2 separate regions of the Homo sapiens genome follow, and region 1 is linked to region 2. Evidence: chromatin loops called from intact Hi-C (ENCODE). Cell type or tissue: OCI-LY7. All regions are shown on one strand.

What was found. Hi-C counts contacts between places; a loop is a spot of excess contacts. Peaks named below come from ENCODE experiments on the same cell type or tissue, not always from the same donor. Only the 100,000 strongest peaks of a DNase experiment are listed, where the experiment ranks them.
Region 1: it touches region 2 in a loop (8-fold over the local background); 15 of 110 quality-filtered maps call a loop at or near these places.

The regions. Positions count from the first base shown.
Region 1 is chr13:36,856,278-36,861,277 of GRCh38, forward strand. All of the region lies in intron 5 of SMAD9 (SMAD family member 9), which reads right to left. Among named protein-coding and RNA genes, the nearest start is that of RFXAP, 40 kb to the left of the region's middle. In OCI-LY7, CTCF peaks have their summits at 2,117 (motif pointing right) and 2,316; a DNase peak (open chromatin) is centred at 2,114.
Region 2 is chr13:37,067,287-37,072,286 of GRCh38, forward strand. No RefSeq gene overlaps it. Among named protein-coding and RNA genes, the nearest start is that of SUPT20H, 10 kb to the left of the region's middle. In OCI-LY7, CTCF peaks have their summits at 1,910 (motif pointing left) and 2,112; DNase peaks (open chromatin) are centred at 775 and 1,815; H3K4me3 peaks cover 374 bases; H3K27ac peaks cover 2,191 bases.

The DNA.
Region 1 (5,000 bases), 210 kb before region 2:
GAATGACCTTCAAATATGTAATCCTCTCAAAACCTATTACATAAGATAAATACGATTTTTTTGTTATCTGAGTCTGTTATCTATCTTCAGGGGTTGGTTTTCAATCCTGTTCAGGTCATCTGCAACCACAGTCCACTTTGGCAAAGCTACCAATGCAGAGAAGAGCCTGGGCAGGTAGGCAGTCGTCCAGCATCCAGAGAGAGAAGAGCAGAGCCAATGGGACCAGCATGCGGAGCCCGCCCAGAAACACCAGAAAAGGGTGGAACCCAGCCTCAGGGTGAGGGAGGCCAGATTCTGGCTAGAGACACCAGCATCTGAGGAGGAGTCAAGTAGGCCAACAATGTTATTTGCATCCATTTGGTAGGCCAGAATAGTAGCTTTAAACGCCAGTGTCAGATTCAAGATCACCACAGAGTAGAGCAGTGGTTCTTAAACCTTAGCTTGCACTAAGACCACTTGCAGGGCTTATTAAAACAGATCACTACTTCAGCAGGTCCAGGGTGAGGCCGGGTGACCTGCACTTTTTTTTTTTTTTTTTTTTGAGATGGAGTTACCCTCTTGTCACCCAGGCTGGAGATGGGGTGGCGCGATCTCGGCTCACTGCAACCTCTGCCTCCCGGGTTCAAGCGATTCTCCTGCATCAGCCTCCCGAGTAGCTGGGATTACAGGCGCCTGCCACCACACCTGGCTAATTTTTTGTCTTTTTAGTAGAGATGGTGTTTTGCCATGTTGGGCAGGCTGGTCTCGAACTCCTGACCTCAGGTGATCCACCTGCCTCGGCCTCCCAAAGTGCTGAGATTACAGGCATGAGCCACCATGCCTAGCCAGTGATATTCCTTTAAAACGGTACAGGAAAAGCATGAACATGTGCAGATTTTACTGCAGCCTACATTCTGACAGTTCTGTATGAAATGCTTAAAAGAGACATCACACCTGTTAGTTGCAATCAAATATGCCATTAATATGTTCATTATTGTAATTTAGTAGCATTAGAAGTGGAAGGAAAAGCTAGTGTTACAATCCTGCAGCCTGTTCTAACTCCTAGCAATAAGGAATAAATGCCCCAAAGGAAGTACTGCCTGAGATCATAAAGAGAACACTGGCAATGCAGCCCTCAAGCAAGTTCCACCCACATCTTGGGCTCTGTATCTGCTTGGGCTGTGTCTTTCTTTATCTGAACTTTCCATTTGTGTGTGACTGCCACCCACTTTTTATGAGATCATGGAGTGTGGAGTCCTGTGTTGTGGTTAATGAGGACTAGAAGAACCTTGGGTTTAATTTGGGTTTGCTGGGTGGAACTACAATAGTGTGTCCCCTTTCAATCCTCTTCTTTTGCCTTGAATGACAGGAAATGACTGGGAAGAGGGCAGGTTGGGCAGGCTGGTGAGAGTGTGCCAATCTCTGGAACCTACTAACAGAGGAAGAAGTCAGTGTCCCAAAGTAGAAGGAAGGTGCAGGGATACCCTCCTTACTGGGAGGGAGGCAAAAAGATCACCATAAAAGGCAGAGTGTCCTGCACAGAAGATGCAGAAGCCTCTCCACTCCTCTTAGGACAAAACCTAAACGTCCCAACACAAGCACAACGCCTCCTCTCGAGTTTGTAATTAATCTTCCCCTTGCCTTTGTTGCCTTTTCTTCTGCACAGCTATTTTAGAAGCTTTAAGAAAATATATATATTTCTGAGTGTAATAATGGTATTATTTCTTATATAGTTAGATATAAACTCCAATAGATGGGAAAAAGGATATGAAGCATGAGATTTGCTCTAAAATATTCTAGCAAAAATACTGTAGAGCGATAGATGAAAAAGAACGGCACAGAATGTGAATCTTTATTGAAGCCGGAGATACTAAGATGAAGACTCATTATATTCCCCTCTCTGTTTTCCTATTTGAAATTTCCCACAATAAAAAAGTTTTAATGGGTGGTAAAAAAAAATACTAATAATATAAAAATACATTTTTCCAGATCCACACCAGGGCCTAGGTCAGAGGATGGAGGCAGGTCTTCCAGAGGACTGTGCCTACCGTTGTGCACTGCACAACCACTGCAAACCAGGGTTTGCCTCCTAGTCTTCAGAGCTTTGTGTAATTATTACAATCCTTTCCCAGCAGATGGCAGTAATTTCTCTTGAGGAAGAGGCACCTTTTCCTAACTCACACAAAGTCACCTCTGGGCTGATAGCAAGGCTGGTCCTCCAAGACTGCCCCTGATGACCAAGTTTCTCAGGACAACATGATAAACAAGCTTGTTTGGGTCCAACTGTACTACACGGCATGTCCCATACTGTCACTCAAACACGCAGCCACTCTGCCTGGGCTGCACTGTGAGGTGTCTCCCTTACCACTGCTGCTGCCTTCCAGAGCACCCTTACACACCATGCCCACCCCATCCTCACAGGATCAAGAAAGCCCACTATAGAAAATTTAGAAAATACAGACAGAAAAGAAAAATCAGCCACAAATCCACAGCCCAGAAATAATCAAAGCTAACATCTATTAGTTATTAGCTATTAACATTTTTCAGTCTTTTTTATGTGTTTTTGAGACAGTCTCCTGCCTAGTTGGGGCTACAGATGCACGCCGCCATACTCAGCTAACTTTTTGGTATTTTTTGTAGTGACAGGGTCTCACCATGTTGCCCACCTGGTCATGAACTCCTACGCTCAAGCAATCCACCCACCTCGACCTCCCAAAGTGCTGGGATTACAGGTGTGAGCCACCATGCTCAGCCATGTGCATTTTTAAGAAGAAAATTGGGATCATACTCTACAGGATGTTTTAAAACTTGTTTTCAGTTAATAATATCTTGTGAACATTTTCTCAGGATATTAAGTATTCTGCAACATCAAGTTTAATGACTGTAACAGTGTGACATTGCATCCTATGTTAAAATATTTTTTAGGATTTGCTTTTTTTAAGATGAGAAGCCTTACATGTGTTCAGAGGCAGAACAAAAGGACTATTTTGAGACAGGGAAGTGAAATCCATTGGGAAAGGAAGCAACCCAAATACCACCTGGACATGCAGACCCTCTGCCCAAGGAGTTTGAAACAGAGTGACTCCGTCTTGAGTAGAAGCTGGGTAAAATAAGGCTAAGACCTACTGGGCTGCATTCCCAGACGGGTAGGCATTCTAAGTCATAGGATGAGATAGGTTGGCACAAGATACAGGTCATAAACACCTTGCTGATGAAACAGGCTGCAATAAAGAAGCTGGCCAAAACCAAGATGGCGATGAGAGTAACCTCTGGTCATTCTCACTACTACACTCCCACCAGTGCCATGACAATTTACAAATGCCATGGCGAACATGGTAACATCAGGAAGTTACCCTATATGGTCTAAAAAGGGGAGGCATGAATAATCTACCCACTGTTTAGCATATAATCAGGAAATAACCAGCCAGGCACGGTGGCTCACGCCTGAAATCCCAGCACTTTGGGAAGCCGAGGCGGGTGGATTGCCGGAGGTCGGGAGTTTGAGACCAGCCTGAGCAATGTGGAGAAACCCCATCTCTACTAAAAATACAAAATTAGGAGGGCATGGTGGCACATGCCTGTAATCTCAGCTACTCAGGAGGCTGAGGCAGGAGAATCGCTTGAACCCGGGAGGCAGAGGTTGAGGCGAGCCGAGATTGTGCCATTGCACTCCAGCCTGGGCAACAAGAGCGAAACTCCATCTCAAAAAAAAAAAGAAAAAAGAAAAAAAAGAAATAACCATAAAAATAGGCAACCAGTAGCCCTGGTGGCTGCTTTGTCCATGGAGCAGCCATTCTTTATTCCTTTCCTTTCTTAATAAACTTGCCCTCACTTTACTCTATGGATTTGCCTTAAATTCTTTCTTGTGAGAGATCTAAGAACCTTCTTTTGGGGTCTGGGTCAGGACCGCTTTCCGGTAACATCTCTGCAAGGAGCTGACTGGTGAAATCCTTATGTCAAGATAATTCCTTTCATAAAACAAGAAGAATTACTAGAATTATACAGAACTTGAGATATACAAGAAAATAAAGATTCATAAAATGGTTTAAAAAAAGCCCAATTCCAAAAACAATGCAATGATTTGGAATATGTGATAATTATTTTCAGGATACGCTTGATCTATCTCAGAAAGTTCAATAACCAGGGTTAATGGTTATCACTTATTTTCTCCCACAAAGGGAGAAATTTTTTTACCTTTTTTTTTTTTTTTTGAGATGGAGTCTCGCTCTGTCGCCCAGGCTGGAGTGCAGTGGCACCAACTCGGCTCACTGCAAGCTCTGCCTCCTGGGTTCACGCCACTCTTCTGCCTCAGCCTCCCGAGTAGCTGGGACTACAGGTGCCTGCCACCACGCCCGGCTAATTTTTTTTTGTATTTTTTAGTAGAGACGGGGTTTCAGTGTGTTAGCCAGGAGGGTCTCGATCTCCTGACCTCATGATCCACCCGCCTCGTCCTCCCAAAGTGCTGGGATTACAGGCATGAGCCACCACGCCCGGCCACCAGCGTGTCTCTTAGATATTAGGTAATCAGTGGGGGTAGCTATCATCATCATCATATTATTATTATTTGATATGTCATTGTAGAGAGTTCAAGTGGTCTGCCTAGTTTCTAAGGAAGAATATGGATAGATCCCACACTGGAATGAGATGTTCCAGGCTGCCCAAGGTATTGCCTTTGACATTTAAGTGGTAGCTTTTGGTGTGCTAGTGCTAACTGTTAGTAGCTATTTAAAGCATCTTGCTAGTGAGGTCAAAGTCATAAGTTCAGTCCCTTTGTACCAGTTAACTGCTGCATGGCTACAAATAAATGCTTTCTACCAGCCCCTCTACCTCAGGGACATACCCACTAGATGGTAAGTGGGGTAAATGAGGACCCATCATCACCACTAGAGAAAACAAAACTCAAAATGCACGCAGTGCTGACAGGGTGGCAACATGACCTTCCTTTAGCAGGGCCAGCCATTTAGCTAATTTAAGTCACAAGGAATAAAAGCCAGAAATGGTGTGAAGGCTAATTGATATCT
Region 2 (5,000 bases):
GAACTCCTGACTTTAGGTGATCCGCCAGCCTTGGCCTCCCAAAGTGCTGGGATTACAGGCATGAGCCACCATGCCCGGCCTCCAAATGTTTTATTTTAACCAAGGTGGCCAAAATAAAGTCTCATTAATATTTCTCTTAGTTCTCCTAACTTTAGATAGGATTTCTTACCAACTCTAGGCCACTGACCTCCCTTTTCTTAGATCATTTACTATAAAAAAACTTTTAGGCTGTTTTTTTGCTCCTTTGATATATAACTTTTAAAAAATGCCTGTTACCAATTCTACAACCCTGGAATGTCTTTCTTAAGGAGGGCCATCTCCTTGAAATGTAATAATCAAGGAAGATAGAGCCCGTGTCTCCAGTTTCTGTAGGAGGGCAGTAACCAACTTGAGAGGGTGCTTAGCTCCAAGTTATAACAGTACCTCCTATCACGAAGATACAGTAAAGTTTGTGTTTTCTTTAGGTAAGGACAGTTAACACAGATGGCCTACTACCCCCTACTCCAGCTCTTAAAACCTCTCCTGCTAAACTTCTGTACATCAGTAGAGTGAAAAGGCAACCAACAGAATGAGACAAATATATTACAAATAACATATTTGATATATGTATAAATAAAGAATATGTAAAGAATGTCTACAGCTCAACAACAGAAAAACCAAATAACCCAATTTAAGAATGGGAAAATAATTTGAATAGACATTTCTCCAAAGAAGAGGTACAAATGGCCAATAAGCACATGAACAGGTGCTTAGCCTCACTCATCATTAGGGAAGTGAAAATCAAAACTACAATGAAATACCACTTCATATTCATTAGGATAATTATCAGAAGAACAGAAAATAACAAGTGTCGTCAAGAATGTGGAGAAATCTGGATATTTGTACCTTGCTAGTGAGAATATAAAATTGTGTAGCTGCTGTAGAAAACCGTGTGGTTGTTCTTCAGAAAGTTCAACACAGAATTACCATGTGATCCAGCAATTCTACTTCTAGGTATATACTCAAAGGAATTGAAAGCTGGGACTTGAACAGATATTTGCACACCAACATTTATAGTAGCTTTATTCACAATAGCCAAAAGGTGGAAACACTCCAAATGCCCACCGACAGATAAATGTATCAATAAAATGTGGTTAATACATGCAATGGAGTATTAGCCTGAAAAAGGAATGGAATTCTGATACATGCTACATTATGGATGAACCTTGAAAACAGGCTAAGTAAAATAAGCCAGAAACAAAAGCACAAATATTACATGATTCCACTTATATGAGGTATCTAGACTAGTCAAATTCATGAGACACAAAAAGATGAATGGTTTACTAGGGGATATGGGAAGGAGGAATTGGAAGTTATTATTTAATGGACATAGAGTTTCTATTTAGGGTGATGGAAAAGTTCTAGAAATGGATAGTGGTGATGTTTGTACAACACTGTGAATATACTCAGTACCACTAAATTGTACATTGAAAAATTGCTAAAATGGGAAATTTTATCTTATGTATATTTACCATAACACAAATATTAAAAAAAAAAAACCCAAACCCAATTATCTTCCCCTTTGTTTCAGTGGAGTTGAGTTCATGCTATATTCTGGTCTCTCTCACCTATTGCAATAGCCTTAAAGTAAGTCTTCCTTGACTATGTAACTTTGTCCAGGCCAATTTTTGCTTAGACAGTGTGCATTTCTGGCATTGCATTGAACATACTGTGAATTGTGTTCAGCTACTTGAGCACACATCTGCTTCTTTGTAAGCTTTTAAGCCTTTTGAGGTCAGGAAGCATTTTGTAGTCATATTTTTATCATCCAGGATGGATGACCAGGTGTCCTTACAAATTAGGACCCAAAAAATTCTGAAACAAAATTATTTCTATTTTATATACAGAGTTTGCTTGTATATAAGTGACATCTTGTGGCACCAAATGGAATAGTCAGTACTGTATTAATGTTTTCTTTGAACAAATAATGCTCTTTTTAGAGATCCAGATCCTACATATCTATTTTAAAGCTTGCCTAAAATAAGCATTGTTACAGTCAGAGGGCAACCAGTTAGTGGTATTTCTTAATTATGGTTTCGTCCACTTGGGTAGACCCTACCAGGGACAATTTGTGGCTGGATCAGGTCTGGTAACTTATTGATTGTGGCAGCGGGTGGTCCGGAGAGGCCACTGCCACCCCACCGGCTGCAGTGGGGAGGTGCGAGGGGTGGCAGCAGGAACGGCTGTGGGAGCAGCAGTGGCGGTGGTGGGTCCCCTGTGCCCCACGTCCCGGAAGCAACCTCCTGTGCTGCCCCCAAACTCATGCAGCCAGGTGGGACCCGACCCTAGGCCCGGAGCTTTCATCACTCGGGACTCTGGCCCCACACTGCTGCTCTCACCCACGCACTGCTGCTGTGGGGAGGGCGTGGGGAGGAGGCGGAGCTGGGCCCGGGGCTGTGCCACGCTTCACGCTTCACGGAACCAGCGGGAGCCAAGGACAAGCAGGAGCCGCCCCGCAGCCCCTTGGGGGCCGCCGCTATGAGGCCAGGCCAAGTCGCCCAGCCCAGAGGGGGAGTGATGGAGCCACGCGATTGGGCACAGAGGAGTGGGCAGAGAGGCACCCAGCAAGGACCTGGAGCCCCCGCCCCAGGCTGTGAGGAGGCATGGCCCGGGCTGCCTGCACATTCCACAGAGCAGGCAGGAGCCCCACCTTCCCAGGTGCAGGACCCAGGCCGTCTGTGGGATCTGTACCCTTGAGGTCAGGAAGGCCCCCCTGTCCCCACAGGCTCGGGGAAGCCTGCTCCTGCCTGGCCTCTCCCTGTTCCCTGCACTGCTTTGATCTTGGAGCTGGGTTGGGGCCAAGCTCAGGGCAGTGCTGACACGCCAGCCCCCTGCTGCCTAGACCCCCTCCGGACTTTGGGCACTGAGGAGTACAGGGGAAGCCGAGGGGTGGCTGAGAGCAGCTTGGTGCTGGCCTACAGGTGCCCCTTGACTCGAGCATTCTGGGCTCCATGGACAGCTGCAGGAGGCAGACAGGCTGTTAAGAGGGTAGAAGGGGGCAGGTCCCTGGTTAGGCCAGGGAAGGCCTGAAGGCTTGGGGCTGACTGCCCATCCAGTTGATAGGAGTGGGAGGTGGTGGCTTTTCTGGCCACCCGCCATGGCCTCTCATAGACCAATCAGCGGGCACTTCTGAGGCCATAAAAGCCCAGGACTCAGCCAGAGCTGAACAGATGACGGGATGACCAGCTGCAGAGAGGAGCTACCCTCTCTGCTGGTAGCTGGACCATGGGAGGAACAGCTGCAGAGAGGAGCCACTCTCCCTGCCAAGAGTGAACACTTGTTGGGACGACTTGCCTGCAGAGAGGAGCTACCAGCTCTCAGTTAGGAGCTGAACACTTGACGGGACATCCTGGCTGAGGAAAGGAGCTGCCCCTTGTGGGAGACTGAGCTGTTCTATCGCTCAATAAAGCTCTTCATCATCTTGCTCACCCTTCACTTGCATGCGTACCTCATTCTTCCTGGTCACAAGACAAGAACTTGGGACCCACTAAATGGCAAGGCTAAGAGAACTGTAATACAAACAGGGCTGAAACATGCCCCTTGCTCCCCACGTTACAGGCAGAGAGAAGGAGAGCTGTGGCCCTTTGGGGAGTCTAGACCTGGGAGCTCCCTGAGCCAGGGCTGTGACTCCTTCTTTGAGGCCCTGTGGTTCCTGGCATCTCCAAGCTTCCAGGCACCACTGCTTTCCCTGGTGCCAGCCAGGGAAGCTCCTTGTGGTGCGCCCTGTCCAGCTGCAGCCTCACTGAGAGCCGGCGCCTATGCTGGCATCTGGAGCTGCCCGCCCCATGGCAGCAGCTGCATGTCTGACTGCGCAGTGGCCAGACCCCGTGCTCACACACACAACTCTTGCTGCTCCATGCTTGACTCACTGTCTCCCTTGGAGGTGTGGGATCCAGGCCAGTAGCATGAGCTGAGTACAGCCTGCTAGGCCAAGTGGGCAGAACGAGCCCAGTGGGCTGAGCAAAACTTGGGCAAGGCCTCCACCAGCCACAGGTTTCCAGCCAGGAGAAGGACACCTCAAAGATCCCATAACATTACCAAACTTGAAAGAGATTTCCCTAATCAAAATTATTAATTTATTGATAATTAGCAGAAAGATAATAGCTGAATCCAAGGAAAAGAAGAAGGTGGGTAGGCTATAAAGGCAAGAGAGCCCTTATATAATAAAGGCAACAGAACTTACAAAGATGCCTGATAAATGTCAGGTGCATTGCTAATTCCCTTGTTTCGACAAGGGAAGATTTGGGGCTTGAAAAAATACCTGGAGTTGCTGGTGTTTTAGTGAATATTCAATTTATTAAAATTATGAGTTTATAAATTTAGATTTCTTAAGACTTTAATCTCAAAATGCTAATTTTATTATAAATTCAGAAACTTATTTCAATTAAAAAGTCTCTTTTTCTTAACACCTCAGGGGATTCTTAAGTGCCCTGGAGTGTGAGAATCATTGTTCTGTAATGTATAATAATTTTCAGCCTTTTTTTTTTAAATAAGTAAGGTTTCTAAATTCCAATTAATGAATCTCTATTGACTTGTTTTCTCAGTGAGGCTGTCAAAGGGAAGCTTGATAGCTTTGGCATGAAATTCCATAGCATGTGTGGTTCTCATTGACATATGCTAAACCTGTTTCCTCCAGCCAGCAGTGGTTTCAGGGGAGTGTGTCTGACTTTTTCCTGAGGGTGACCCTGATAAAGAAAGAGAGAAAAAGAAAAGAATAATAAAGCAGGCATTGAAAGCAGAGAAACGTAGTGGTCCCCACTGTAGAATTTGATTCATTTCTTGCCCCTTTCTTCCTTTATCCAGGCAAACTTATTGAACAGGCATTCGTATAACTGGGCCACTGCCTGCAGAACATCGCCAGGATTTGCTCTGATTCACGTTTGCATCTATTAAAACATAACCTTTGGCACATTAAAAACTAAGAGTTTATTTGAGCAGACTGTGACCATGAAACAGGCAGG